Linked DNA regions of Homo sapiens: all the other regions are linked to region 1. A link is a loop called in an ENCODE intact Hi-C map of the cell type or tissue named here. Cell type or tissue: PC-9. All regions are shown on one strand. Region 1 overlaps GABBR2 (gamma-aminobutyric acid type B receptor subunit 2). Region 2 overlaps GALNT12 (polypeptide N-acetylgalactosaminyltransferase 12). Region 3 overlaps ANKS6 (ankyrin repeat and sterile alpha motif domain containing 6). Region 4 holds the start of GABBR2 (gamma-aminobutyric acid type B receptor subunit 2). Region 5 overlaps ANKS6 (ankyrin repeat and sterile alpha motif domain containing 6). Region 6 overlaps GABBR2 (gamma-aminobutyric acid type B receptor subunit 2).

Evidence for each region. Peaks named below come from ENCODE experiments on the same cell type or tissue, not always from the same donor. Only the 100,000 strongest peaks of a DNase experiment are listed, where the experiment ranks them.
Region 2: a loop joins it to region 1, with 13 times the contacts of the local background. A loop is called at or near these places in 4 of 110 quality-filtered maps.
Region 3: it touches region 1 in a loop (9-fold over the local background); 38 of 110 quality-filtered maps call a loop at or near these places.
Region 4: it touches region 1 in a loop (12-fold over the local background); 36 of 110 quality-filtered maps call a loop at or near these places.
Region 5: a loop joins it to region 1, with 7 times the contacts of the local background. A loop is called at or near these places in 92 of 110 quality-filtered maps.
Region 6: a loop joins it to region 1, with 4 times the contacts of the local background. A loop is called at or near these places in 5 of 110 quality-filtered maps.

What each region holds. Positions count from the first base shown.
Region 1 is chr9:98,313,354-98,318,353 of GRCh38, reverse strand. All of the region lies in intron 13 of GABBR2 (gamma-aminobutyric acid type B receptor subunit 2), which reads left to right. Among named protein-coding and RNA genes, the nearest start is that of TBC1D2, 60 kb to the right of the region's middle. In PC-9, CTCF peaks have their summits at 2,473 and 2,675 (motif pointing left); DNase peaks (open chromatin) are centred at 2,633 and 3,863.
Region 2 is chr9:98,846,296-98,851,295 of GRCh38, reverse strand. GALNT12 (polypeptide N-acetylgalactosaminyltransferase 12) reads right to left here. Exons shown (of 10, transcript NM_024642.5): 10 at 1,215-2,344. The coding sequence ends at 2,204. Among named protein-coding and RNA genes, the nearest start is that of GALNT12, 41 kb to the right of the region's middle. RefSeq lists an enhancer at 2,355-2,649. In PC-9, CTCF peaks have their summits at 2,360 and 2,563 (motif pointing left); a DNase peak (open chromatin) is centred at 2,755; H3K27ac peaks cover 1,109 bases.
Region 3 is chr9:98,788,666-98,793,665 of GRCh38, reverse strand. It overlaps ANKS6 (ankyrin repeat and sterile alpha motif domain containing 6), which reads left to right. Exons shown (of 15, transcript NM_173551.5): 2 at 3,060-3,562. Among named protein-coding and RNA genes, the nearest start is that of ANKS6, 5.4 kb to the left of the region's middle. RefSeq lists a silencer at 2,223-2,272. In PC-9, CTCF peaks have their summits at 2,109 (motif pointing left) and 2,312 (motif pointing right); DNase peaks (open chromatin) are centred at 455, 1,875 and 2,385; H3K4me3 peaks cover 360 bases; H3K27ac peaks cover 2,324 bases.
Region 4 is chr9:98,705,016-98,710,015 of GRCh38, reverse strand. It overlaps GABBR2 (gamma-aminobutyric acid type B receptor subunit 2), which reads left to right and starts at 1,081. Exons shown (of 19, transcript NM_005458.8): 1 at 1,081-1,599. The coding sequence starts at 1,279. RefSeq lists enhancers at 1,742-2,312, 2,884-3,455. In PC-9, CTCF peaks have their summits at 2,485 and 2,685 (motif pointing right); DNase peaks (open chromatin) are centred at 2,685 and 3,025; H3K4me3 peaks cover 2,986 bases; H3K27ac peaks cover 1,356 bases; H3K27me3 peaks cover 1,781 bases.
Region 5 is chr9:98,771,896-98,776,895 of GRCh38, reverse strand. It overlaps ANKS6 (ankyrin repeat and sterile alpha motif domain containing 6), which reads left to right. Exons shown (of 15, transcript NM_173551.5): 9 at 2,816-3,019. Among named protein-coding and RNA genes, the nearest start is that of ANKS6, 22 kb to the left of the region's middle. In PC-9, CTCF peaks have their summits at 688, 887 (motif pointing right), 1,706 and 1,907 (motif pointing right); a DNase peak (open chromatin) is centred at 1,645; H3K27ac peaks cover 925 bases.
Region 6 is chr9:98,572,082-98,577,081 of GRCh38, reverse strand. All of the region lies in intron 2 of GABBR2 (gamma-aminobutyric acid type B receptor subunit 2), which reads left to right. Among named protein-coding and RNA genes, the nearest start is that of GABBR2, 130 kb to the left of the region's middle. RefSeq lists an enhancer at 1,147-1,206. In PC-9, CTCF peaks have their summits at 2,914 and 3,120; a DNase peak (open chromatin) is centred at 1,301; H3K27ac peaks cover 1,935 bases.

The DNA.
Region 1 (5,000 bases):
CCAGACTGCTTCTAAGCTGAGAACCAAATATTACCCTACTGTTTCAAATCCTTTAAGGCCTTGCTGCCCAAAGGGTGGCCCCTGGATCAGCTCCTCCCCTGGAACTGCTTAGAAATGCAGCATCCCAGGCCCCACCCGGGACCGCGCACCTGAATCTGCATTTTAACAAGCTCCCCAGGCACTTTGTGCTCACATTATCGAGTGAGAAGCCATGCTGTCCTCTCGCTTATCACACTTCAGCCTCTCTGGCCACATGAGGGTTCCTCAAATATGCTGATGTCTTTGCATTTCAGGTTCTTTTCCCTTGCCATGCCTTCTGCCATGCGTGCTCTTCCCCTAGCTTTTCACATGGCTGGCATTTCTTATCTGCCGGGTCTCAGACTAAATGTCACCACTGCAGAGTAGCCATCCCAGGCTACCTGATCTGAAACAACTTCCCTCATTAGCACCCCTCCAAGTGCCCGTAGTTTCCTTTAGGAATATTTATCACTGTTTGTATTCATAACTGTACTGTGTGGTTTGTTGAATGCCTGTGTTTGTTGAGCAGCCCCCGTTCCACTGGAATGTACCCTCCAAGAAGGCAAGCGCCATGTTGGTCTCATTCATCCTGTACCCCCACACCAACATGGTGCATGACACACAGCAGGCACATGACAAATCCTCATGGAGTCGATTTCGAATGAATGAATGTAGGACAAATACAGTCATGAAATGTAGGACAGATAGAGTCATCTCCCAATGACTCAGACTCCCATTAACTACACTGTAAATCAACCCATGGGCTCCCTTCACAAATGGGAAACTGAGGTCTAGAAAAGGGCAGGGATTTGCCCAAGATCACCCAGCAAGTCTGTAGCAGGACCAAGGCTTTTGACCTTTCAGGCCTCAACACCTCCACTTATGCTCCAACTCCCTGCCTGTCAGTTTGTGCAGCCGGACAGAGCGGGATATTTGCAGGGGGCACTGACCTACATTGTGAGTAATTGCATTATGCAGAGGGACTCTCGGGCCAGCTGCTCTCCTTTTGCCGCACAGATGGGAGAGGCTTTCCCCGGCAGCTTCTGCGTGCCTCCTGCTGAGCAGCAGCCTGACCAGAAGTCAGGTGTGAGCACTTCCATCTTCTGGCCGTCCCAAACCGGTGTGGCCTCACTGCTGGACACGGTGCCCTGCCAGGCAGGAAAGAGCATTTTATCAGCCTGAGTTCAGCTCGCAGCACCAAAGCGCAGCCTTCACCCTAAAGCTCTGGGGGCTTCAGGGGAAGCCACTGTTGAATATTTAACGATTAAGTTCTTCCTCCCTCAAATAAGCACTTTGCAGTTTATAGAGCCGGTTACACCCACTGTCTCCTCCGATTTGACACAATGATGCACGTGAGAGGAGGGCACATCAGGGAAGGCTCATGGTGAAGGAGGAGGGAGTGCTGGTTTGAGAGTCACACACGCCTGGGTTTAATCTCAGCCCCGAGACTTACTAGCTGGAGATCTTGGGCAAGTTACTTCACCTCTCTGTGACTCTGTTTCCTCATCTGTGAAATAAGTATAACACCTTGTTGGATTTTTGTGACTTCAACAAGATGACGGGTGTAGAGTTCCCAACCCAGCAGTGAGCACATCATTGTCACTCATGATAAGGCAGCTCTTGGTGTCCTTATGGCTGATGTTATCTGGTGAAGTCAGCCCTCTCTCTCTGAGGCTGCCTCTCATGGGAACTGTCCTGGTCTTACTGGAATGGGAGAGCCATGAGGACAGGGCTCTTGTCTATCCAGGTTATTGCTGCATGCCCAGAACAGTATCTGGCAAATGGTAGTGCTTAACAGTTATTCACTGTATGAATGAATGAATGAATGATTTCTTAGGCAATTGCCAAAGAGAGCAACAAGTAAGGAAGAAAAATAACAAAAGTGGCCGGGTGCAGCGGCTCACGTCTGTAATCCCAGCACTTTGGGAGGCTGAGGCAGGCAGACCATCTGAGGTTGGGAGTTCGAGACCAGTCTGACCAACATGGAGAAACCCCGTCTCTAATAAAAATACAAAAATTAGCTGGGCGTGGTGGCGCATGCCTGTAATCCCAGCTATTCGGGAGCCTGAGGCAGGAGAATCGCTTGAACCCAGGAGGCAGAGGTTGCAGTGAGCTGAGATTGCGCCATTGCACTCCAGCCTGGGCAACAAGAGTGAAACTCTGTCTCGAAAAAAAAAAAAGCCAGTTGAAAATTTTGCAGGCCAGCTATCCAGAGCAAGAAAAACATTCTAAGGGCAATGCAAATGCTGTCCTGTACAGAAGAGAAGAGGCCGAAGCCCGGGCTTAGGCCCTGACCCTGATGTCTGCAGGGGTCAGTGCCCTGTGCTCGCTGGCCCTGGCCTGCGTGGACAGTCCACACTGGGAACAGGCCGAGTGCAGTGCCCAAGTATAGCCTGAATACTTCCCCAACAGCTGCTCCAGAAGTGGGGGAGTCCCCCATGGTGCTTGGAAATCTGGCCTCATGTAAGGCCAGTGGGTGCCTTCCAGAGTAGCACAAGATGCTGCTGACAGCTTCACCGTTTCCGGCCCCACCGATCTATAGTAGTTGGTAGTTCTGTGTCCCCAGCAGAGGGTAATCCACCACCACCAGGCTGGACCCTTCATGTGGCTCTTTGGTGCCCTCTAGTGGTGCTGCTTTGGTGCACGACAATGACAAGGAAGCACTGGGGGTTGGGGGGTGGGTAGCCCACCTGCCCCTGCAGGTTGCATGCTCAGGTGCATCTCTCCCCATGTGTGGCTGCACAGACCACTGCGAACTCCAGGCCCAGGTAGAATCTGGATGGATTAGACAACACCTACAGCTTGTACAGTCTGCTTTGTGGTTCAGTGCAGGAGTCACTTGATTTTCTTCCAGATGCCCATTGCCAGCCTCACAGGAACAGGAACATCATCACTCCCAAAACTATCCCAACCCCTGCCACCGTAACCTCTGACCTGTGACAGGGAGATGGGGCTGCATGAGGATGACATTAGTGACCAGAACATTTTTGCAGTTTATTTCTGGATCAGCACCTGAATATGGGGAAGGTGGGTGTGGGAGCAGCTCGGCCACCCCAGGACCACTGACTTCCATGAACTCTCAGTGGACCCATCGTGTTTGTTTGCTACCCTCCTGCCAGGACTGTGCTTAAGGCTGCTGAGATGGGTGCGGAACTGAAAGGCCAAAGATAAGAATTCAGATTTCAAGATTCCGAGAGGTCAGAGCGGTGAAGGTGGGGTTGCGGGGGAAGGGGAGCAGCTAAGAGAAAGGTAAAGGTAGCCAGGCTGGAATGTCAGCAGCACAGGGGGAAAGACTGGGCTAGCAGCAGTTCTGTGAAAACTACCTGATGGGTCTTGGTCCAACCTGAAGGAACACATGAATCACTGGTGGAAGATTATATAGAAAGCCAAGGAGACCCAGAGAAAGAGGTCAAGCTGACTTGCTCAGCACTTGACTTGCTCAGCACTGCCTGGAGTACTGAGCTCCATTCAAAGCCTGTAGGAGTGGTAAATCTGTAGAGCAGTGGTAAACTCCAGCAGGTTGACTGACAAGGTGGCCTGGGTGGAGGAAGGCACAGTGGTGTGTCCCCTCTCTGTAGATCTTCCCTCCTGTGGAAGGTGTGCAGACTCAAAGAGAGAGCTTGGAATTATTCTGGGGAACCCCAGGGGAGAGATGAGCCCCGGTGAGTGGAGGTCCAGGAGGAGAAGGCTGTGGCTCCGTGAAAGCACTGTGTACTACCTCACCGGGAGCAGGAGGGAGGGGCTCCCTGCCACTGCAGTGTGTAAGCCAGGCAAGCCTTGTCAGTTTCCTGTGAAGAGCACTTCATCCCATTGAGCAATGCTGTATGACACAACTAATTTTCTCCACACCGAGAATCTAAGATTCCATCATAAATTACTGCTGTTCATTGTAGAGGAAAAGACAGGATCACCGTTAATGGGTTTGCCATTCATGCATAACTGGAATGGGTCCGTGCTACTGCATTCTGATGTTGGCCTGATTGTCACACACTGGAGAAACCCAGATTCTGCCACTAAGTCAGTTGACCTTGGGACCAAGCCAGTTCTGTCACCTTAATTAAACAATGAAAGGATGTCAGGAAACCCCCATTGCCCTTAATAAAATGCAGCCCAGCTCCTGGGTGGGTAGCAGTGGAGGGGAAATCTCTACCCCTGGCCACTCTGACTTTAGTTTCTGGAGATCACCTCCCTCCGGGGTGTTTCTTACTGCAGAGCCTTCAGGAAACCACATTATCCCCTCTAGCACTCCAGCCCAAGTGTGGACTCAATGCACATGGACCCAAAGAGGTTGAGCTAAGGCTTTCTGTGGCTTGGGACAGCGAAAGGCAAATCAAGCCTGAGAGAACACACAGCAGGATGATCTGGTCAAAAAATGGCCTGAACCCCCAGGTCCCACCCCTCCTAGCTCCTCCTGCTTTCACGTGGGAGCACCATCTTTCCCCCACCTCACAGAAGCCCAGGTCCATTGCCTGCTTCAAAGGTCACACCTGGAGAGCAAGACCAAAAAACTAGTTTCTAAACGCTACCCGTCTAAGACCTGCCTTCTACCCCTGGGTCCCATCAAAGTACCTTCTTCCTAGTGATTGACCCTGGGGATGCCCATGCCTTACCCTCAGGAGTGTGGCTTTACCCTGGGCCTCAACAGCACAACTCCATCAGAATATAACATCCTGAACACAGTTATTTGGTGATATACTCCCAGTGGCAAACAGATTGCAAAGGAATCTTCAACTTTACTTAGTAAGTTTGTGCTTGACAGTTGTATGGATGTATCAATTTTGCAACTATTTAGTGTCTAATGTAGGACTGAACAAATCAGTAAATATTTTGATGTTGTTCGAAGGCAGGGATTCCACTGTTGGAGAAGAGTGATGAAAATATGGAATGGGGAAGGCAAGCAAGAACTCGGCAGTGTTGGATCTTATCTAGACAGACAGACAGACAGATTTATTTTTAAAAGAGCTTAGAAGTAGTGACAACTT
Region 2 (5,000 bases), 530 kb before region 1:
TAAACCAAAAACTATCTGAGACAGGTCTCAATCCATTCAGAGGTTTATTTTGCCAAGGTTAAGGATCATGGCCTGTGACACAACCTCAGGAGGTCCTGAGAATATGTGCCCAAGGTGGTTGGTTACAGCTTGATTTTACACATCTTAGGGAAACAGAAGTTACAGGCAGACATAACTTGGTTTGGCCTGGAAAGGCGGGACATCTTAAAGAAGGGGGCGGGGGGCGGGGCTTCCAGGTCACACGCGAATGCGAAGATTTCCTGATTGGCAATTGGTTGAAAGAGTTAAGCTCTGCCTGAAGAGTCCAAGTCAGCTGAACTAAGTAAGGGGTGGGGTGGGGTGGGGTGGGGTGGGGGGGATGGTGGGTGGAAGCCAAGGTTCTTATGTAGATGAAGCTCCAGGTAGCAGGCTTCAGAGAAAATAGATGTGAAGGTCTCTTATCAGACCTTAAAAAGTGTCAGACTCTCCTGAAAAGACCTAGTTAGGGAAGGAGATTCTCTACAGAATGTAAATTTCCCCCGCAAGAGACAGCTTTGCAGGGCCATTTCAGAATATGTTAAAGAAATATATTTTGTGGCAAAATACTTGGATTTCCTTCAGGGTCATAGGATGTTATACCAGTCAGGTTGGAATTTGGTATGTGTTGCTACAAAGAGTCTGTTTGGTCCATCTTAAGAGATCTGTTTTAACGTGAATGCCAGTCAGTTGTCTTTAAACTCCAAAGGGAGGAGAGGGTAATGAGGCTTGTCTGGATACTGCTCCCTTCTCATCATGGCCTGAACTAGTTTTTCAGTTCTGAACTAGGTTCAGGTTTTTTTGGGATCTTCTTGGCCAAGAGAGGAGTCCATTCAATCAGATGGGGGACCCCAGAATTTTATTTTTTATTTTTTGAGGCAAAGTCTGGCTCTGTCGCCCAGGCTGGAGTAGAGTGGCGCGATCTTGGCTCACTGCAACCTCCGCCTCCTGGGTTCAGGAGACTCTTCTGCCTCAGCCTCCGGAGTAGCTGGGATTACAGGCGCATGCCACCACGTCCAGCTAATTTTTGTATTTTTAATAGAGACGGGGTTTCGCCATGTTGACCAGGCTGGTCTCGAACTCCTGACCTCAAGTGATCTGCCCTCCTTGCCCTCCCAAAGTGCTAGGAGTATAGGCGTGAGCCACCGCACCCGGCCCTAGAATTTTATTTTTGGTTTACAGTACAAAAAGATCTGCAGTCAGTGTTCTCACATCTTTTTAATCATTCATATTGACTTAATCAGGTTGACAAAATCTCAGGGTTGGTCTGGGATCATTCACAAATCAGAATTACTCAGAGAAATTTTCACAGCAGTTGCAGCAGCACAAACTCTAACGCTGATTTAAATTAATAACTGTTATTAATGAACAAACTTGAAAAAGGAATTTCATATAGAACATTACATTTCTCCCTGACACTACCGTATCATAAAAATTAAAAATGATATAAACATGTTTTAAAGTCATAGTGGTAGAACCAGCCACACTACAGTGCGGCATTGTTAGAAGTTCGCTCTCAAGTTGACTCAGCTTAGTAAAGCAAATTGTTCTCTGAGATTTCAGCTTTGGTTAGTCCTCTTTGGCTGACATGAACATTATGGAGTGTTAACTGTGGTAGCAACACATAACCAAAAAGCATTCTTTTTAAAATACATCTAGAAGATCTCAATGACCTGAATAAATCAATACAATGTTCCTAGTGACAGTCTCTCTATACTGGGAAAACTTTAACCCCGCAGCTGAGGTATTATCAGTTAATGCAAAGTACGTTGCTTGAACCTGATTTCCACCCATGCAGATATCTTCGTACCTGGGAATTCTTGTAAATACCAAAATAAAATCTTTATCTTTTTTGCTAATGAGAGTAAAAGGCACGACTGTAAAATATACATCTTGATAGAAAAATATTATAAGGTTTTAATTTTCTAAATACCAAGGGTTAACATCTTACGATTACCCTTTGAAAATAGGGTATTTTGGAACATTTAAAAAGTTCTCAAAATAAGTACAAAGCTTATTCACATTTTTACTAAATCCAACACAACTTTCACAAATGGCAAAATGATTGCCTCTTCAAAGCAATGCAGCCTAGTTTTTGGTGGGTTCTGGTCACTGCTTAGCTAAGTCTTTGTTGGGCAGAGTCCTGGCTCCACAGTCTCCTTCGATGGGCTCCTTGATACACGAGGCTTCATAACATGCGCTCTTTGAAGAACCATTTCTGATGATCCGAGTTGGTGCAGTCTCGTAAGAGTGGAACGAAACTGTCACTCGACTCCTTCCTCGCAGCCTGGACACATTTCTTGGACTGTTCGTGAAATAAAGATCCATCCTACAAAAGATAACAGAATGACAGGCAAGTCATCAGAAAAGTCTCTTTTTCCTAAAGACATGTTTTAAAGAGATCAGGGTCTGATTTTTACCATTTCAGAAATATTTATTGAGGGGTAAGTGTCTTCCGTGTAACGCAGCAACTCAGGACTGTCCCGGGGACACAGCACCAGGCTTGTACAGGCTGCGTCCCGCTTGCCTCTCACAGGACCGATGGTGCCACCTGCTGGCTGCTCTGGGCATGTGTCATACCCTACATCTCCCTATTGCATTTGGCTTCCTTCAGGGAAATCAGGAACAAAGATCCTTTGTTTATCTCTTTCACTCCTCTTAGGTCAACTCATTCCGTGCAGGGTGATCTCTTTCTCTTAGGTATTTAAACAGAGTGTGGAAACTTGGCTGTAGTCCCAGCTCAGCCACAGACCAGATGGATGAGGAAGCCAGTCACTTGGCCTGAGCTACTCACCTGTCACACATCAGAGAATCAGTGGGTTATATGCCTTGTGCCAATTCCCAAACCCCAAAGACGATGGTCTTCTTTAATGACCTCCTGCTTCTCTCCTTTCTGCCAGCCCTTGCTCAATTATCTCAGCAAGTCTCTCTCTCAGGCCTGGTGTTTATCTTTTCCCTCTGCCTCTCTGTTATAAGCTGTATGCAACGAACTTAATCATGGCTGAGCAGCAAACAGGCAGAGTGAATAACAACATCAGTGAAAAACCTTTGTGATGTGCTGTTCACTAAATGGAACTTTTTTCATTCAAAAAAATCCAAACTCATGTTTTGTAGAATCCAAGAAATGACATTTCAGAGGTTTTTAGGCCTACATAAGAAAATACAAGGCTGGGCACAGTAGCTCACGCCTGTAATCGCAGCACTTTGAGAGGCTGAGGCAGGTGGATCACTTGAGGCCAAAGAGCTCAAGACCAGCCTGGCCAACATGGCAAAACTCCATCTCTACTAAAAATACAAAAAATTAGCTGGGCGTGGTGGCGGGCGCCTGTAGTCCCAGCTACTCAGGAGACTGAGACAGGAGAATCGCTTGAACCCAGGAGGCAGAGGTTGCAGTGAGCTGAGATTGCACCCCTGCACTCCAGCCTTGGTGGAGCAAGGCTCCGTCTCAAAAAAAAAAAAAAAAAAAAAAGATCCAGCCCTAAGAACTAAGCTTTCTATTATGGTCTAGTGAATATAAGTGGGGACATTTCCTTCAGAATTCACATATGTTTCTGTTCAATATATATTTGTTTTATATATATATATTTAGGGCATGACTGATGAAATATAATAAATCAAGCTGTATCCTTTTCACATATGAATCAAAGTATTAAGCGTCCTGAAGAAAGGTAAAAAATCCAATTCAGTATCCTTCTTCCCAGCCTCCTGAACAAACTTCCTTTTCCTTAAATGGTCACTGAAATTTAAGATAAAATTTTTGATATGTCAAACTGATTTTATTGTTTCTAGTGTCCACTACCATTCCTTGAGGGCTTACAATGGCTTCTGGTTGGGAGAAAGATGGGAAGAGGAGGACATTCAAGAAGATCAGAGACGTCTGGGGTGTGCAGAAGTATTTTTCCTTCTTATTTTCCTGTATTCAATAGGTAACACCATGGTGTGTGGCTTTTCTGGGCAGCCTGCAAATGTCATTGCTAGTGACAACATTTTTCTGCAGGAAAACATATTCCAGCTTTTAATCATCTTTAGAATAAACCCATTTATAAGCAGTATATTGGGAGTGAAAGCTGCCCAGGGAGATAAAAAACAATGAATTTTTTTCTTTCAAATGATTTTCTTTGGATTTATTCCCTCACATGCTTTTTAGTGAGTCAAAGGATATGATCGATTTACAAGTCCTGATGCAAGCTGACTGCAAGTGTGGTGGGGCCAGCACCCTCAGGTCTGAGGTAACCCTCAGTTTCAAATCAACTGTGACTATCCAGGGAGACTACTCTATCAGAGGTGTTTTCTTGGTTATAATACCACAAGCAACAACTAATCTCTATCGAGCTTTATAGTTTCCAAAGAATATTTCTGGCTATGCATCTAATCCTCAGTAAAGTAAGTCTGCTATTATTGCACCTTTTTTTTTTTTTTTTTTTGAGACGGAGTCTCGCTCTGTCTCCCAGGCTACAGTGCAGTGGCATGATTTCGGCTGACTGCAACCTCCGCCTTCCGGTTCAAGTGATTCTCCTGCTTCAGCCTCCCAAGTAGATGGGACTACAGGGGCATGCCACCACACCTGGCTATTTTTTTTTTTAAGTAGAGATGGGGTTTTGCCATATTGGCCAGGCTGGTCTCGAACTCCTGGCTTCGGATGATCCACCTGCCTTGGCCTCCCAAAGTGCTGGGATTACAGGCGTCAGCCACTGTGCCTGGCCTATTGTACCTATTTTAAAGCTGGGAAAAACAAGGCTTAGAGAGGTGGGGTGGCTTATATCTGGATCTAACACTTTGGCTAACATCCTTACACTTGGGCTATTTGGCTTACTCATTTAAAGCCCTTTCATCTCTGAATGCATTTGTAAGAGCTGTTTCCATGTCGGTGCCTGCAGCTCATGGGGGTGCAAGGGAAATGGAAAAGACTAAAAGGGACTGGACAATGAGGAAGGAAGGCAGTGCTAATGACACCGTGTGCCAGGGGACTCCAATCTCCTGCCATC
Region 3 (5,000 bases), 480 kb before region 1:
ACCTGTAGTCCCAGCTACTCGGGAGGCTGAGGCAGGAGAATCGCTTGAACCTGGGAGGCGGAGGTTGCAGTAAGCTGAGATCGCGCCACTGCACTCCAGCCTGGCGACAGAGCGAGACTCCATCTCAAAAAACCAGAACAAAACAAAACAAAAAACAACCTTTATTGAGCACTGACTTTCTGTCAAGCACTGTGCTAAGTGCTTTAAATGAATTAAGTCATTCAATCCATACAAAACCTTAGGAAGGAGGTACTATTGTCATCCTCATTTCATAAATGAGGAATTGAGGAACAGAGAAGTTAAATAACTTGCTCAAGTAACATAGCTACCAAGTGGCGAGTCAGATTCACACCTAGGGAGGTGGCTCCAGAGCCTGTGCTCCCAGCCATGAATCCTGTAACTGATAGTTTCCCTCTTGGTGTTGGTGCCTGGAAGCGGCTTGCCAAATTTGCCAGAGACTTCTCTCCAAGGGACAGGGTTGCATAGTGTTTACCTTCCTTCCCTACCCTTCATTTCCTGCCTGCCAGTGGGGCAGAGCTGGACTCTCAGCCCAGTGCTTTGAGAGGGGAAAATGTGTGCCAGCTCTTTAAACACAGGTGTTAATTGCTGAAATTCATCAGTAATCACAGCACCTGTTCAGAAAGCCCCTAGCATGCCCATCTCCGGCAGTTACCTATTAGAAACTTAGCATCCACAACATTATCTCAGCCTTGCTTGGATCCTTTTATATTTTCAGCATAGTTGAGTGCTCTCTTGGGCTACTCACTAATTCAGAAAACATTCCAAATTTCACTATTTCTGCTCTAATTCACCCCTTTTCTTCCTCCTTAAAAATTGGTTATACTGGAGCTTCGATTTTGAGTCCAGGTGCAACTTTTGACTCTATCACGTTCAAATTGAGAGGCTTTAGATTAATTGCTTTCCACTGTAATCTTCAGTTTCCTAATCTGTGAGTTTATCTCGGGGTTTATTAAGATCAAATGAGATAAAAATGTGACGCACCTTGTAATCTGCTGTTAGGGATTATGCTAGATTTTATCTCATGCTTGATAACTAAATAGTGTAATCTTTTAGAAATGTACTACAGTGGAGGATACACCAGTTCTTCAGGGATTTCCACTGCTCACCTCTGGACCTTCCCCTATGTGGTTATGCCATTTATGCATTCATTTACTTGGCTTGTTTGACCAAATTTACTGAGCTCCGATGTGGATCAGCCACTATGGTAGGGGCTGGGGAAACAATATGCGTGGAACCCTGTCCTGTCCTTGGAGAGCCTGCCACTGAATAGGAGAGACAATTAGGGAAAGAGGGCTCACGTGCAGCCAGAGGCGAGCCCGTGGAATTAGGTGCTCAGAAGAGGGGCACTGACCTAGCCTGGTTGAGGGGTGGTCTGGAAGCTGCTCAGAGTGGGTGAGATATGACTCCTGAAGCAGGACACGGTGGGGGTGTGCTGAGTAGATGAGGACAGGAGAGTCCTCTGGTGGGGTCAGGATGGTGAAGGTGTGGGGAAGGCGGGAAGGTGTGGTTTGGGAGCAGGAGGAAGTGAGGTTGGCAAAGCAGTCAGGTCTTCGGCAATCAGAAGCTGGGGAGTGACAGATTTGGGTTTGGAGAATATCATTTGGGAGTCGCATGGAGGATGGGCAGGAGGGAACGAGACTGGAGGCGGGGAGACATTGGGGTGCAGCTTTCTGCATTGAGTTGGTTTCAATTTGCCTTGTCCTTTTCCACTCTGGGAGTGGAGGTCAAGAGGCCCAGCCCCCTGCAGCTGATGGAGCTGTGTCACCAGGCTCTTGCTTCGTGGCTGAGTAGCCCCATGCTGTTCAGGTTCACATCCCAGAAGGTATTCAGCCGGAGCCTCAGACAGAGTTCAGCCCTGGCCTGGCCGCCAGCCGCCAGGAGGAGGGAGGTCTTGGGTTTAGATGAGGTGCAAAACTGGCTCCCGGGAAGGAGGGCTGAGCATCGAGAAACCCAGAAAGCTGCCTCACAGATGCAGACATGACAGTGGCTTTGTGGTCTCGAAAACCTGGAGTAGACAGCCCCTGTCTTGTCATTGTTTTCTTGTTAGTCCAGGGCCGCTTCCAGCTTGGAGATACACAGCTCCGAGCCCACCAGAGACACCACAAAACAGAACTTTTCTGCCCTCTGGTGTTAAAAGAAGGAAGAGATTTTGCTGGGAAGAGGTACCTGTTTTCCTTCTCCTGGTACTAGGAAGTTGGTGGGTGCAGATCTTTCTCTTCAGGGGCCCAGCAGTGACTTCATTGAGGAAGATCTGGCCTAGGCTGGGTCCTCAGCCGCCTGCAACAAACATTCCTGCCAGCAGGTGGCAGCAGGCCTCCAGGCCGCAATGCCCAGCCTATCTGCTGACCACAACCTTGCCACACCTCTTGGCATGGGGTGTGTGCTTTTGGGGATGGGGAGGGTAGAAATGAATCAGACATGGGCTCTGCCTGTGGGGAAATTAGAGCACAGGCAGAGAGACAGATTCCCAGGCTATAAAGCAGAATAAAATCGACTGTCTGAAATGTAGGAGGCAGCATGGTGTAAGAGAAAAAGCAAGGGCAGCGGCATTCACACAGACCTGTCCTGACCCTGATGCCACCCCTTACCAGCCGGGTAACCCTTGGCACGTTGAATAACGTAACATGAACAATTATAATACCTAACAATCGCTAACATTGATGTGATGTTTCCTGTGGCCAGGCACAGAGCCAGGTGCTTTACATGTAACTCATTTAATCCCCAACAACCCTTGAAGTAGGTACAGTTATATCCCCATTTTGCAGATCAGGAAATGAAGGCACAAAGAAATCAAAGTTCTTCCTAAAGGTCATGCAGCTGGTGGTGGGGAGAGCTGGATTTGAACCCAGGCAGGGCAGCTGCTCACCTTCATGATGATGCATCTGCATCCATGTGGCTGGCACAGTGCCTGGCGCCAGAATAAGACCTCTTATCATGAGCAGCTGTCAGGACTAATAATTCATGCCAATTAAGGATGACATAAGCTGGCCCCCGAGTGCTGTGTGTTCAGTGTCACTAATTCTCCATCTTCCTGGCAGATTTGGGCATGTGAGTGTGGCACACCTCCTGTTGGATCACGGGGCTGATGTCAATGCCCAGAACCGGCTGGGGGCCAGTGTGCTCACTGTGGCTTCTCGGGGCGGCCACCTGGGTGTGGTGAAGCTGCTCCTGGAAGCCGGTGCCTTTGTGGACCATCACCACCCTTCAGGCGAGCAACTGGGGTTGGGCGGCAGCAGGGATGAGCCCTTGGACATCACAGCCCTGATGGCTGCCATCCAGCACGGGCACGAGGCCGTGGTGCGTCTACTGATGGAGTGGGGCGCGGACCCCAACCACGCAGCCCGGACCGTGGGCTGGAGCCCGCTGATGCTGGCCGCACTCACTGGGCGGCTTGGAGTGGCCCAGCAGCTGGTGGAGAAGGGCGCCAACCCTGACCACCTCAGCGTGCTGGAGAAGACCGCCTTCGAGGTTGCACTGGACTGCAAGCACAGGGACCTTGTAGACTACCTGGACCCGCTGACCACCGTCAGGCCCAAAACAGGTCAGGCTGCATGCCCCCCGTGGCTTCACAGAGGACCCCAAATTGTGTTTATGTGGCTTAAGCTGAGGATTGCTCTACTGGAAGGACACGCAGAACTCAGAGTCCAGCCCTGCAGACCACTGAGACTGAGGAAGTGGTGTGCTTAAGTATCGGGGGGATTGCCTGTGACATGCAGGTTCTGGGCCCACTCTCTGCAGAGTGATTTGGTAGCCCTGGGCAAGAGCCTGGAAGCCTCTATAACAAGGCTGCTCTCCCCAAGCACATCATTCTGATGCAGGTGGTTCTGGGGCCCTTCTACAACAAGGTTTGGCAAACTTTTTCTGTAAAAGGCCAAATAGACTGTATGGACCATACAGTCTCTGTTAAAACTACAGTAGTCACTTCTGCTAGAGTGAAAGCAGCCTTACATATGTAATGAGTAAATGAATGGGTGTGGCTATGCATATAATATGTAAATGAGTCAGGTATGGCTAGGTTCCAATAAATTATAACTACAAAAACAAGCAGTGGGATATATTTGAGCCATGGGCTATAGTTTGCCAGCCCTTGTTCTACAATAGTGTGCCTGACCTCCTCTGCCCTGATCATTTCTCAAACACTAGTTCATGTAAAATTGATGAAAATTAGTTTTTTAAAAAACATCTAGCAGTGCATCTTTTTTTTTTTTTTTTTTTTAACTTCTTGCCATCTCTCTGGCATGTAAAGAGTTGTCTAAACAATCCTTAGCAAATCTGCCATAGGACATACCACGTTTCAAAACCTTTAATGCACGGTTTGCAATAAGATCGCAACACACAGCCTTGGTACCCTCTGTCTATGTAAAAGGCCTGACTTCGACGGCAGGACTCACAGCCAGGGAGTAACAGTAGGTGGGCTGCAGTGTATATAAACATCTAGCTCTGAGAGGTCAAGCACTGAAGAAAGTAGCTTCAGGCACATTGGCTAAAAAGACCTGAAAGTGTTAAGTTTGTTACCATTGAAAGAATATAGAATAGCCCCATCAATCAAGAGATGCTGAAAATTTGGTAAATGCTTATTAGAAATACACTCTCCAAAAAAAAAAAAAAAGAAATACACCATCCAATCAGAACAAGTCTGAAATAAACATGTTTTAAAAGCCTGTAATGACAGAGAGGTGGCAAAAATGAAGAGGATGCTCAAATGAAAAGGAAAAAGAAGTTTAGGAAGAACTACCTGAAGCCAAGAGACCTCTTACTTTGTCCAGGTGGGAAACTGAGGCCCAGAGAGGGAAGAAAGCTGGTCAAAGGTCACACACCCATTGGAAGCTGAGTGAGTGACACTCAGGAGGTGAGGATTCCATGGGAAGAGCACCTAGAGGTGATTCTCCCACCTGCAGCTCCTGCATGGGCTCTAGAAGCTGGTTTAACACATGACTCTTCTGAGCCTTTGCCTCATCTGTGAAATGGACACAATGACA
Region 4 (5,000 bases), 390 kb before region 1:
GATCACGTTTCCTATTCTTGAAGTATGCAGAGGCACAAGGAACCCAAGGTCTTAGGTCAGCTCACTCGGGTACATCTGGCTCGGGACTGCTTTGGCTAAGATTGGCCAGTGCGACCTGGCAGAGAGAGGGCCAAGTCCAGGGGCGCGCGGCCCCGCCCTGGCCTGAGGATAGTGCTCCCACCCCGGGAGACTTCTAGGGCGGGGCCCATCAAGAATGGGGACGCGGGGAGGTCAAATGCCTGGAGGGGGCGGTAGCGCACGTAAGGTTGGGACCCCAGCTTTGCTTGGGGTTGGCAAAGGGCGGTCGCTCCGTCTGGTGGGGAGGAAAGGGGTGTCCTCAGCCAAGGCCCTAAAGGCCGGGCAGCCTGGCACCAACGGGCGTTCGAGCACCCGTGGGCGTCTTCAGCGACCCCCGGGACTCGGTCAGGGGCTCGTGGGCGCCAGAAAAGAACGGGAGAGCGTAGGCTGCAGATGCCTCTGGGACGCCTTCGTGGAACATTCTCCTGCCCAGACCTTCCCGGCCAGACCTCCGAGAAGCGGTTCCAAACCACCGTGCAGGTGCTACAGGCAGCGCTCGGCGGAGCGGCGGCGGCCACTGCGTGTGCCAGCGCGCGGTCCCGGTTCCCAGATCGCTGTCCCCGGGCGCTCTGGTGCCTGGAGGTCAGCGGTCGGCGGGCAGCGGCAGCTGGCGCAGCGGAGGGCCGGGGGCGCGTGTGTGCGTGTGCTGGGAAGGTGGCCCTCCCCGCGGCCGCCGCAGCGCCAGCGCCTCCCCCTCCCCCGGCGCGCACGGCTCGTCCCCGTCCCTGGAGGCGGCCCGAGCCGCCCCTGAGCAGCCTCGCCTTCGCCTCCCGCGTTTCCTGCCGTCCGCCCTCCCCCGGCCGAGCTCCAGGGGCTGCCGCCTAGCAGCTCCCGGCGGGAGAGCGGTTCAGAGCGCGCACGGGGGCGGGCGGAGGCGGCCCGGTGCGGGGCGGCCGCGCTGGAGAGAGGCGCGCGCGGAGACGCCGGCCCCCCTCTCCGCGTTTGCTCGCTTGCTCCCCGCCTCCCGCACTCCGCTCGCTCCCACCCCTTCCCGGCGTGATTGATCCGTCACGGGCGCCGCCGCTGCCGCCGCCGCCGCCGCGGCCGTTCTGAGCCGAGCCGGAACCCTAGCCCGAGACGGAGCCGGGGCCCGGGCCGGCGCCATTGCGCGGGCGCCGCGGGAAGACCTTGGCGCGGGGCGGCGGGCCGGGCCAGGCCATGCGGGCCGAGTGAGCCGGCGCCCGCAGCCCGCGGCGCGGCATGGCTTCCCCGCGGAGCTCCGGGCAGCCCGGGCCGCCGCCGCCGCCGCCACCGCCGCCCGCGCGCCTGCTACTGCTACTGCTGCTGCCGCTGCTGCTGCCTCTGGCGCCCGGGGCCTGGGGCTGGGCGCGGGGCGCCCCCCGGCCGCCGCCCAGCAGCCCGCCGCTCTCCATCATGGGCCTCATGCCGCTCACCAAGGAGGTGGCCAAGGGCAGCATCGGGCGCGGTGTGCTCCCCGCCGTGGAACTGGCCATCGAGCAGATCCGCAACGAGTCACTCCTGCGCCCCTACTTCCTCGACCTGCGGCTCTATGACACGGAGGTGAGTGTCCGGCTGCCCCTGCCGTCGGGGCTTCGGGGGGCATTGGGGTGGGTGGTTTGGACACAGGCAACCTCCGGCCTTTGGTCAGATCCCCGATTGACCGGCCCGCGCCTGCCGAGGGCAGAGAGGGCTGGTGCCCAGTGTTCACCCCCGCGGTCCTGCTGGGCTTGGCTGGCACAGCTGGTAACATTTGCCAAGCACCCCCTCCTCTGGTCTTATGTGTGTATGTGTGTGTGGGGAGGGGTGGGGGTGGGATAGAAGACTGGGGTCTCTTTTGACCAGAGAAAAAGGAGTGGAGAAGGTGGGGGCTGGACCCCCAAAGGCCTACATTGATTGTCCCTGTCCAGGTCCCGCTCATGGGGCTGCGAGGTACCGAGTGGGAGGAACAGGCGCATTGACTGCAAACTGGGCCACCCAGGGCCGGAGGGGCCGCGGGCCTGCTCACAGGCCCCCAGGGAAGCCGAGCCGCGCTTTGAGGTCCGGAAGGCTCCGGAACCCAAGGGGCTTGAGCGTGCAGCGTGGCTGGGCGCCTGGTGCGCGCCAGCAGCTCTGAGCCCGCTCCGCGCGGGCAAGTGTGGGGCCACCGGCTCTGCAGCGCTTCTGCCTGGACGTGCCCGGCGCTGCCTGTGGCCAGAGCGATTTCAGGAGACCCCTGCCTCGGGTTAGTTGCTCAGAAAGTGCCCTGGCAGTTCTCGTCCCGGACGTGCAGTGGTGTCCGGCCGCGCCGCTGCTGTTGGCCGGGCGGCTGCAGGCAGTTTCTCACGGCTCAGGCTTGAAGCATCCGACCTAGCAGCCGGAGCACAGACTTGGAGAGCAGTCCGGAGCGGAGCCAGAGAGCCAAGGGCTTTCCATCCCAAGACCCCTCCCCACGCCCTCGGTTTGGGTTCTGCCTGAAGCCCCAGAGCGGACCTTCACCGCCAGGCCGGGGCTGGAGCGCGCGGAGCGGGTCTGGAGGAGCGATCGCTGGCCGCGCAAGGTCGGGTTTGCGAGTTTTTCCGGACCGAGCGAGCCCCTGTGCTCCGACCGCAGCGTCTGAGACGCGGCCTGAAGGGGGCAGTGATTTCCTGTGCAGTACGCTCGGTTGGCGCCTCTTCCATCGCGCGGAACGGGGCCGAGGCGCTGGGCTTGATCCTGGCTTCCTGGGACTCTCCGGGCGCTTCTGCTGGAGTCCAGGTGCAGAACCCTTTTGGGAGGAGGGTCGCGCTACTGCTCTGGTGGTGCAATCTGGGCTTCCCCTCCTCCTTGGTCGGACCCTCTTTATGTCCCCAGAGAAAGAGCAGAATCTAGATTGTATCTTATTCCCTGCCTCCCCCGCTTCACCGGTGAACCAGCTTGCTCTGCGCTGTAAATAAAAGGTGAAGGAACCGGTGGCAGTTGGCAGCGGTACGCGCAGGCTGCTGCAGGCGGAGAGGCGTCCTCTGCCCCAGAGGATGCAAGCTGGCTGGCTGTGCAGGGCTAACCCGGTGTGAAATCATTTCCGAATGACATTCCTATCGCCCTCGTCTTTGCCTGAGCATCTCAAGTTCTGTGGGGGTACTTGTCTGGCACACATAAATGGAGACAGCAATGCAGTTACACGGAGGCATATCTTCTTGACAGTTTCTCTGTTGCTACTGCACATATTCTTCTGGAGGGGTCACTGCAAAGCCGGTCTTTTGGGGACAAACACATTTTTAGATAGGGCAGCCCTGCTTGCATCATCACCAAGTATTGTCAGCTGCATAATGTTTTCATCATCAGTTTCTTCCCTTTAGAAAGCTTCCCTGAAAGAGATTTCATACTGGCCTGTTTGTGGCAGCAAAGAGATGGGTGCTTCGTTTCAGGGTGTGGGTTGAAGCCTTTACATTTTATTTTTCGAGTGTGTCTTGATGACTTTCTGAGTGAAAGGACCCAAAGTCAAGAGGATGAGACAGTCAGAAGACTCTTCAATTCGTGGGAATATTTAGAAAACAGTGGGAAGGAAGACAGAAGATAATTTTAGCTTCGTGCAAACAGAGAAGTGTCTCTAGCCTTTTGAAGGGGCCCAGAGCCAGGGCTTTGGGGTAGGTGGGGCCTGGGTTTTAGTGAGAAACTGGTTACTTTCCACCCTGGATGACCTTGAGCTGGGTATTTAATCTCTCTAAGCCTAGGTGGGAATATTATGTGTACTCTGCAGGTGACACACAGCTTAAGGAAGATAACAGGCCAGGGTAGAAGATGCCCTGAGCTGGCAGGCTCAGCGGCCAGTGCTCTGGCATGCTGTAAGCACTAAATAAATGTGTCCTGCTGCCTCCCCTCCTCCTCCTCCTTCTTTTTTTTTTTTTTTTTGTTTTTTTTGTTTTGTTTTGTTTTTGTTTTTTTGAGATAGAGTTTTGCTCTTGTTGCCCAGGCTGGAGTGCATTGGCGTGATCTTGGCTCACCGCAACCTCCACCTCCCAGGGTCAAGTGATTCTCCTGCCTCAGCCTCCCGTGTAGCTGGGATTACAGGCATGTGCCACCATGCCCAGCTAATTTTGTATTTTTAGTAGAGATGGGGTTTCTCCATGTTGGTCGGGCTGGTCTTGAACTCCCGACCTCAGGTGATCTGCCCACCTCTGCCTCCCAAAGTGCTGGGATTACAGGCATGAGCCACCGTGCCCAGCTCCCTTCCTTCATTTTTATTTCCTGTGAATTCACAAGTGGCCTTATCTTTAAAGTAGAGGTGCTTTCTCCCTGAGCCAGAGTGAAGGAAGGATCAGTCTAGGTAATTTGCAGCAAAATCTAGAGCGATCTAAAGAATGTTTGTGGCTAGTGTTAGAGTGTTTAGGGTCTAGTTTATTCAGATTGGCTGTCTTTGTGGACACTGCCTAATTATTTGCAGGCTGTGTCACATTGTTTGTAGACTTTAACACAGGGTGGATGTGGTGAACAGATTTTGGCTGGATTTGCTGACATTTGCTGTCAATCAGTGGCCTCAATGGCCAGTGACTATGGGCACCAGTATGGACCTTTATCCATATGATCTGCAGAGAGATGGAGATTTAGCAAGGAATGGGTTAATCTGGTCCCTGGGGACAATCTGTCTCAATAAAGGAGCCTCCTACAACCAGATTGACTCTCTTCTGTAAGTAGAATAGTGGTAGATTTTCAAAACCTCACTCAATGCCATGTGTTGGTAAAAATGAAACAGCCTAACAGAATACCTGTCTATCAGAACCTCTGCTTCTCTGGTGTAACACCAAATGGCTTCAGCAAATACTCGTTTATATATTCCAATGAGGATTTGAACAAGCAAGACAACTGAAAATACAGATAAAAGAAAGCATCAGAAACTATGTAGAAGCATAGAAGTTACTATACCAAGAACCTGGGCTAAAATTTATTGCATTGAGTATTATATTTTAGCTCTGAGCTTCCTGGCAGTCAAGGTAAAAAGGTAAATG
Region 5 (5,000 bases), 460 kb before region 1:
CATTGGAGTTAGGGACTTGAGTCCTTTCTGCCTGTTGGTCCCCCATGTGTAGTTTCTGTTTCTCAGGTCACCTCTTGGTTCAAGATGGCTGCCAGAGCTCTGGCCCATGACGGCCTCATTCCAGCCAGCAGGAGAGAGGAGGGGAGAAGAGGTAGCCATGGGCACATGCCAGCTGTCTTTAAGGAAGTTTCTTGGGGCCACGCACAGTAGCTCATGCCTGTAATCCCAGCACTTTGGGAGGCGGAGGCAGGTGAATCACGTGAGGTCAGGAGTTTGAGACCAGCCTGGCCAACATGGTGAAACCTCATCTCTACTAAAAATACAAAAATTAGCTGGGCATGGTGGTGGGCGCCTGTAATACCAGATACTCGGGAGGCTGAGGCAGGAGAATTGCTTGAACCCGGGAGGTGGAGGTTGCAGTGAACCAAGCTCGTGCCATTGCTCTCCAGCCTGGGCAACAGAGCAAGATTCTGTCTTTAAAAAAAAAAAAAAAAAGGGTTTTTGGCAACTACTCTGCTTAAATCACAGTGGGGAAGCTGGGAAATGAAGTCTTTGTTCCAAGTGGTCCTGTGCCCATCTAAATGAACATTAGGGGTGTCATTTCTAAGATGTGAAAAGTAGATACTGGGGGACAGTTTGCAGTCTCTGACTTCGGGGATCCCTCATGGTTATGGTTTTTAAACAAGATCACTCCCAGGAAGTTCTTAGCATAGTGTCTGGCCCAGAATAAGCTCCGTGGTGTGAACTTGGATGTGTTACCTCCCCTCTCTGGGTTTCACGTTTGTTTCCTCTGACATGAGAGCTTAGTGGTTAAAGTTGGACTTGAGTCCCTTTAGCGCTAAGACCCTAATACTAGCCAGCAGAGGGCAGTATTGCTGAGGACAAGGGAGCAGAGGGGGCTCCCAGAAAAGGCATCAGCAGTGTCAGGAACTTTAGAGCCCAGCGAGGGGTCCTGACCCAATCTGCCCACGGCTCCCTGCCACCCCAACAGGTGTAAATTGATGGCTCGAACACTGACTGTGGGGGCTTGTGCTGCCTGACGTTTGATCATGTTATTAAATAGCAATAATTATTTTTGGTGTGAAGACAGAAATGCTATTTTAGAAATTTTGGAAGAAGCAGTAAAACATATAGAAGGAAAATAAATTCATCCCTGATCACACACCCAACTATAACCATGGTTGGCATTTTTATGGATATGTCTTTTGAGTATTTTTTGTAAGCAGTTTTTTAGCATGTATAAATATGATATGATGTTGTATATAATAATAGCAAATACCATAGCTTTTACTAAGTACCAGCTACTATTCATCGCACTTTGCATGTATCAGCTCATTTAATATTCCTGAGGTTGGCACTGTTAGTATCTTTCCCATATTGTGTTGAATCCAATTTATTTGTGATTTATGTGTTGTGACCATCTTTTCCATGTCATAAAACACCATGTAGCCACATCATATTTAATGGCTACATTAGAACATTCTAGTGTAGGAACGTGTCTCTTTATCCAAGACTGAACTGTCAGACTCTGGGATTTCTAGTTTTTTGTTATTTTAACAGCTCAGATGAATGTCCTTATACCTTCGTTTCCCCCACTTGCCTGATTATTTGCTCAGGATGAATACCTAGAAATGGAATTCCTGGGTCAAAGGTTGTGAATGTCATTGGCTTCCAGAAAGATAGCAACAATTTAGACTGTTACCCCAGGGAGGGAAAATACCCTTTTGTGGTGGTGGATTTGTCGCTGTGAGTTTCCAACTCAACCCCGTTTGCTGGATGAGCTTGTTGTGGTCTAGAGGGAAAGAGGGGACAGCACTTGTTTAGAGACTCAGAAAAGCAGGACAGAGCCAGCCTGGGAACCCCGGAGGTGTACTACTTCCCCAACTGCTCATGCCCTGTAGAGGGCGCCAGTGTGCCTGCCCCCCCATAATGGGTGGGGTGGCCCGGCTGCCCTGCTGATGGGCATGTGCAGCCATCAGTGTGGAGATGCCCGCCTGCTCGGCTCCCGAGGCGAGTTTAGCTGTGGGATGCCCGTTGCTGCAAAGCTCCATCTGGCACAAAGTTCACTATTTTTCTTAATTAAGGTGAGCTTGGTCTGTGAACACTTCCTTGAAGATCTAACAGTCATTACTGTGTAGATTTTATACTGACCCCCAAATCACATTTTCAAAATTAAAAATTAAATTACAATTAAATGTCAGCAGCAGGAGGCGTGGCTGGAGCAAGCTGGGATGTGGGGGGCTGGGGAAGAGAGTGGTGCTGAGCCCTAGCCCTTATCACCTCCTGCTTCCTTCTTCACTCCCAATGGCTGCTCATGCTGGTCTCCTTGCAGCACTGCACCCATGTCCTGCTCCTCTAGGTTCCAGGCCTTTCCATATTCTGGCCCCTCACTCAGTCTGGAATGCACCTCCTGGTCCTCACTGGCCCAGCTTAAACTGTCGTTCTCAGCTCGGTTCCCACAAAGGTGCCTTCACTGTGCAGCAGGGGCACCCCTCCTCTGTGTTCTCCCAGTTCCCCTGCCTCCCCCACAGCACACCAACATCATCTGCTTCTCCTTGGCGCTCTGTCTCCTCTGCCCCATTCTGATCTTGCTGCTGTGAGGAGAGATCCAGAAGAAGCCTGGTGTTGGCGCAGAGCAGACATGGGTGTTGTGCGGTTACTGGGAGGAGAGCTGTAGATGCCACATAGCTCCCGGCTTGGGTGGAGGGGTGGATGGTGGTGCCATGCCCCAAGAAGCAGGAAAAACATGGAGTCTTTCCTGCAGAGTTGGGAGCCCTCCTGGGGGCTTGTCTAACCCTCAGCCTGTCTTTTTCAGCTTCGAAACGGAGCTCCCCTCACCAGACTCCCGAGTGACAAGCTGAAAGCAGTCATCCCCCCATTCCTACCCCCTTCCAGTTTTGAGCTGTGGAGCTCTGATCGGTCCCGGACGCGTCACAACGGGAAGGCAGACCCCATGAAGACTGCGCTGCCCCAGAGAGCCAGCAGGGGCCACCCCGTGGGCGGCGGGGGCACAGACACTGTAAGTTGTCTTCTGACACACTTTTACACATCACTCACTGCTCACTGAGATCATGGTGTGTTCCAGGCAGCGGGACCTCAAACCGACGAATCCAGAGGGGTTGCAACTTTTTTTTTCTTTTGAATGGATGATATCCTTTTGTCTAATGAAGCCCTACAGAGCAACTCAGTATGGAAAATAGATTAAAATGTTGAGGTAGCAGGGAACATCTGTCCCCTCACTGGAACCCTAGATCTCCAAGGAGCACAGTTTGAAGACCTGATCCATCTAATCCAACCTTCCTTTTAGTAGATGAGGAAACTGGGACCCAGGGAGTGGGAGTAATAGCTGAAGATCACCAGCCAAGTGTGAGTGAACCATAATCAAGAGCAAACACTCAGCGGCAACTCTGTGTGCTACTGGTGTTTTCTTGTGCCCAAGAGTATGACTTCTATCCTTTTGACTGTAGTGATTTCTAACTTGGTGGCTCTTGGTCTGTTTCTGAAATTGACAGTCTCATCAGTGTGGAAGGTATCTGTGTGTAACCTGTATCTAGATGGTAGATGCAGCAAATGGGCAAGACGAAGGGATTCAGGACTGACCCTGTCGCCATGTGCTGGGTGATTGGAGAAACGTGTGGCCTCTATCTCTATACGATGGGGCTGACCCCAGCACTCACTGCTGCCTCCTAGGGCTATGATAGTATGAGATCACCTGCAGGAGACCAAGAGCCTGGCGCCTGGAGATGCTCTCAAAACAGGCAGGACAGGTTTGCATTTAGTCCACTATTCTCGATCAGGTAGGAACGGGGGAGTTGTAGAACCCATCCCTGAGACTTCTTCTATGGCTGTGTTTCCTTGAGAATTTAACCCTAGAGGGACAGAACATCAACTTGACTTGCTTCATTTGCTCAGTGAACATTAACTGAATCCCACTGCCATGTAGCCCAGTCAGCCCCATTCTGCCCTAGAAGAGGTGGTGGTCTGGGTGGCAAAGACACAGGCACAGAACATGAGGCAGGGAGCAGTGTTAGGAGTGTGGGAGCGCCAGAGAGGTGACCGTGTGTGGTAGGGCACTCGGGAGGCCTCCAGGAAGAGGCGACAGCTGAGCTGGGATTTGCAGGCTGTGGAAGAGTTTTCTCCCCAGTGGAGTGCAGGCAGCAGCGTCCCAGGTAGAGGGAGAGAGAACGTGAGCTATGGCCTTTGCAAGTGTGTTCTGTTTCGCTTACTCAGCAGAGGGGCCTCATTCTGGGCCCTGGGGATCGTGTCACTGTCCCTCCCTTAGGAGTGCCCACAGTGGGGGGCCAGGGCCCTGGGATCTGTCACTGTCTCTCCCTTAGGAGTGCCCACAGTAGAGGACCAACAAGAGGACCTTCGTTTTGGTGTCCTATGGCTGCTGTAACAAGTCACCACAAACTGCATGGCTTAAAACAACAGAAATGTATTCTCTCACAGTCCTGCAGGCAGAAAGTCTGAAATCAAGGTGTCAGCAGGGCCCTGCTCCCTCGGGAGGCTCCGGGGAGATCCTTTCTTTCCTCTGACAGCTTCTCTTGATTCTAGGCTTCGCTTGGCTTGTGGCTGCATCACTCCAGTCTCGGCCTCCGTGGTCACATTGCTTCCTCATTTGTCAAAATTCCCTCTGCCTTTTCTCTTATAAAGATACATGTGATTGCATTTAGAGCCCACCTGGATAATCCAGGATAAGCTCCTCCTCTCAAAATCCTTGACTTGGGCACATCTTAGGTAAGCACATATAAGCTCATCCTCATTCTCATGCCTCATAAGGTAACAGTCAAAGGTTCTGGGAATTAGGACACTGTGTATCTTTTTGGCGGCTGCAATTCAGCCCACTGCAACCTTTAATCACATCTACTGAGTGCCTTCTTTGTGCCGAGGCCAGAGCTGGGTACTAGGCATATAGCAGAGAACCAAGTCCCCATGGAGCTGGCAGTCCACTGGGGCATCATACACACAGGCAACCGCAGTAAATGTACACTCACAAG
Region 6 (5,000 bases), 260 kb before region 1:
ACCTATCCATCCATCCATCTGTCCATCCATCCATCCACCTATCCATCCATCTTTCCATCCGTCTGTCCATCCATCCATCCATCCACCCATACATCCATCCATCCATACATCCACCCACCCATTCACCTATCCATCCATCCATCCATCCATCCATCCATCCATCCATCCATCCATCCAACAAATATTTTAGGCAACTTACTCTGTGCCTGGATTTTGGTAGGCACACTGGGGATACAATGCTGAACAGGATAGGTATGGTTCACATTATTCTGGAGCTTACATTCTAGGAGGAAGACAGGCAAGAAGCAAGTAAGTAATTAAATAATAATATTATTAAGGTTGTATATGGAGGGTCTGCCATGTGCTAGACACTGTTCTTAGTATTTTTCTGCGTGAACTCTTTTAATTTTTAAATCCACTCTATGCTTTAGGTACCTTATCCCCATTTTATAGATAATGGAACTGAGGCACAGAAAAGCTATCTAACTTGCACAAGGACTCACAGCTAGTAAGTAGTAGGGCCAGGATTTTAACTCAAGCAGTCTGGCCCTTAAGATAAGACTGTAGTAAGGAAACTTGGCGATGACAGAAGGAAACAGGGTGATGAGATATATAGTGACTGCCTTGGGGTAGTCAGAAAAGGTCTCTTGGAGGAGGTGACATTCAAGCTGAGACCCAAAGGGTGAGAAGGAGACCACTGGGTGAAGCGCATTCCATGTCAGTGAATGGAATAGTAAACGGAGGAAGGCAGCTTGTGATAGGAAAGGACCTGGTGTATTCGTGGAACAGAAAACAGGGAAATGGGGCTGGAGCATGATGGGTGGGGAGCCAGGGTGAAGAGAGTGAGTGACAGGGTGAGCAGGAGCCTGACCACATAGAGGATCTGTTTCATTCCACTTGCACTGGCTGAGGACTTCCTCTGTGTCTGGTGCTGCATGCATGGGGTGCTGGGGTGGAGCCCAAGCTTGCAGCCACGAGGGGTGGTGGGCACAAGCTATGGCAGGTGTGATGAAAGAGAGGTGGGGCCCGGGCGAGGGCCCCTCACTTAGCCCCGGGTCAAGGAAGCCCCAGGGCAGGTGCTATGGTAGGTGCATGAAGCTGGCTGCTGAAGGAGGAGAGGGCGTTGGACAGCTGGAGACATGGGGGAGAGCGCCGCTGCAGAGGAAACTGGGCGTGCAAAAGCGGGAGGTGGGAAAGTATGTGGGCTTGGGGAGTGCTGAGTCATTCCTTGTGGCCGGAGCAGGCCACACTGATTGTGGGTGGATGCAACAGGAAGAGGAGACCAGAAAAGCAGCCATGTGCTCTGGTGCAAACCTAACCACAAACCTAACCACACACCTGAAAGCCAGCATGGCTCAGTGTGCCGTGGGAGCCTGGCCTCATGCCCTCAGGGTGCCCAGGACAGCTGTGGAGACCTTGGACCAGTCACTTAGATTCTCTGGGCTTGAGCTTGCTTTCCTGAACATTGAGGAGCACATTCTCTATTAGTTAGAGCCATGTGCTGCCTCCCTGAGCCTCAGTTTCATCATCTGCATAATCAAGGTAGTAATAGGACTGCTTTCATTGGTTTGTTGTGTGGATGGAAAGACTGAAAAAGGATTAGAGCTGTGTCTGGCACACAGTTAGTGCTAACTAAGTGTTCTTTGTGGTTAGTCCTGCCCTGTCTCCTCCCACTCCCCAAGTTGAGTCCCCTGATTACTTGTCATTCCTGGTCTTTCTTGCATTCCCACCTTTTCTTACACTGTTCCTACCACCCAAAACATCCCATTCTTCCTATACCCAGTGTATCAAGTGCTGCCCATTCTTTAAGACCCAGCTTAAATGCTGCCTCCTTCAGGAAGCCTTTCCTGCCTGCTCCTAGGGGGCTGCTAAAGTAGGGCCCTAGAAAGCCTATCACTTCCCCTTGTTTAATTCTAGCAGAGCTTGTGCACAGCCCAGTGTCCCACTCCACTCTGCCTGTCTCTCTCTTAGGGTTTTGCAGATTTGGGGGGGGGTGGTGGTGTTTATAAATGTTTGTCTCTCCAGCTGGGCTGTGAGCTTCTTAAGGACAGAACCTGGACTTTTCTTTTTCCCTGTGCCTATCATTTCACAGTCTTCATTAGAAATCTGCTCAATGATCAGAGGGATGGAGGGAGGTGGGAAGGGATGGAAGGATCTGAAGATGGACGCTTTGTCCAGGCATGAGAGGCTGAGGTCCCAGGGAAATCCCCTGCCCAGAGAGGAATCCAGCTGATTCCACTGATTCTCAGTGTCACTTGGAACCACCTGTCCCTCAGAATTCCCTGAGGAGCTGCAGGAACAAGCACAACGTTGGAAACTCCCAGCTTGCAGACCACAGCTACCTGGCCTCTCCATGAGCAGGACAGCCCTCCAACCTAGAGGAGATGATAAGACATAGAACTGGGTTACAAGATGGGGACTGTGTTAGTTATTTACCACTGGGTAACAAATCCCCCCAAATTTAGTGTCTTAAAACAGCAATATTATGTATTATTTCATTATTTCTCTGGTTCAGGAATTCAGACACACTGAATGGCTTGTGTTTGCTCCATGGTGTTTGGGGCCCAGCTGGAGGATTTGAAGGCTGGGGGCTGGCATCATCTGAAGGCTTGATTAGGGCCGAAGGATCTGCTTCCAGTGTGGCTCCTCTCCATGTGGAGGTCTCCATAGGGCTGCCTGAGTGTCCTCATGACAAGGCAGCTGGCATCCCCCAAAGTGAGTCACGAAAAGACCAAGGCAGAGGTGACAAAGTCTTTTGGGACTTAGCTTTGGAAATTGCATACTATAAGTTCTGCTGAAATCTGTGGATCACACAAATTAGCTCTTATTTAGAGAGGAATAGTACCAAGGTGTAGTGGGAGGTAAGCTCACTGGGTGCTAGCTTGGAGACTGGATACTATAGTGACTAATGTCTGGAGGAAGGCAGGAACTCCAGTTGCCCAGCAAGGGGCACTTGATGCTGAGGCCCTGCCCTGTTTTGCAGAACTCCTGCTCATCCTTCAAAACCCCGGATACCACTTCCTCTGTGATGCCTTCCCTGATCTCCTTCTTTTCCCCCTTTCCTTCAGTGCCGCCCATTCCCCGCTCAAAAAGTAAATTAATTATTTCTTCCTCCGCTACACCCTGCATTCCCAATAGGGGGTGATATCTTCTCCAAGGGAGTAAACATTGGTTCTTGTGGCGAGGCAAAAAAAATCTTACTTTTTTAATGTATAAAGCATAGATATAGATGTAGTACACAAACAGATCTATGCATGCCTGTGGTATTACAATTTCACCAGGGGGCAAGAGTAGGAAAAAACAGCCAGAAAGACTTCTTAGGAGACTAACAGTGAAACGAAGGTTGAGAAACACTGTTCTACATCCTTCTATATTGTGTACAGTATTCTCTTATTAAATAAATTTCATGTCAATGAATTGTACACTTAAAATTGGTAAAGATGGTAAATTTTATATGTATATTTTACCTCAATTAACAAAAATAAAATTTAAAAAATGGGCTGGGCATGGTTGCTCATGCCTGTAATTCCAGTGCTTTGGGAGGCCAAGGCAGGAGGATGGCTTTAAGCCAGGGGTTTGAGGCCAGCCTGGGGAACATAGTGAGACCTCATCTCTACAAAAAATTATAAAATTTAGCCGGGTGTGGTGGCACACTCCTGTGGTCCCAGGAACTTGAGAGGCTGAAGTGGGTGGATTGCTCAAGCCTAGGAATTCAAGGCTGTAGTGAGCTATGATCATGCCACTGCACTCCTGCCTGGGCGAAAAAGCGATACCCTGCCTCTATTAAAAAAAATAATAAGTGTTGTGAAAAATAATTTGTTCTATATGCCAGTCTTCCATATCAGATTGTGAGCTTCTTGGGGGCAGCCCTTCCCCACCCCTTCCTTCATCTCCTGGTTCCCAGTGTCTGGCGCAGGGTCTGGGCTCACAGTAGGTCCTCACTGAGTACTGAAATGTGCTAAGTGCAGAGGATAGGTGGACGGAGGGGCCTGAGATGCTGCATGGCGGAGCCTCTCACAGTGTGGCCCTGACTGTAGGGCAGGGAGGGCGGTGGACCATGCAGAATCTCAGCCTCCACCTCCACAGAATCGCTCTGCATTTTCCCAGGCTCCTTGTGGGGGAAGATGCTCACACCCAGACAATACTGCCCTAGCATTCACTACTAGACACTGGGGCTGGATCAACGGCTGCAACTGGACGTGGATGGGGCATGCTGGGGGGGCTTGGAACTGGAGGGTACTCAACAGTTTGGACTTCTCTGAGGACCTGGGAGGCAGAATGGTAGATGAGCCCAAGAGAGTGGATTTCTCCCAGGCTTGTGCAGCCAGGCAAGGAAGATATAAGAACAAAGATCAGGATCTTGATCTGGGAGTAGCCTGGGAGCCTGGATTCCTGCCTCCTTCTCACTCTCAGGAAACCTAGACCCATTTATTATAAGCCAGACTCTGTGGACCTCCCAAGCCACCCCAACCCCAACACAGGGAGGCTAAGCTTGTTTCCAGAGATGGTGAAGGGGTGGATGGGTGGGTCTACAGGTGCCCAAGGGATTTGATAAATCTCTTAACTTACTCAAGACTGGGCTTCAAAACAGAGCTTCACAAATGGAAAACTGCATGGAATTTGTGTAATTGAAAAGGAGCTCTGGCGGCCCTTTTTGGAGGAGCAATGCTTGCTGGACAGAGACAGCCAGGAATGCGTAATCAGTTGTTTCTGTTTCCTTGTGTCACAAAAATAGGGATTCACACACCAGAGGGGTGAAAATTCACCCTGGTGCTGAAACGGGTTAAATTTAACTTTTGCCTTTTGCTGGGCCTCTTGATTCATAGCTGCTGCATAGAGAGGCTAATATTGTTTTAGTCGTGATGTGAGTCACTTAGCCACTGGGAACCTGTTTCTCCCTCTATATGCAAGGACCTTCATAGAGTCCAGGGTCTGACATGCAGGTGAGATTGGTTCTGTCCCTCTCCAAACTGTCAGAGCCTGCTCAGGGTGCAGGGCTC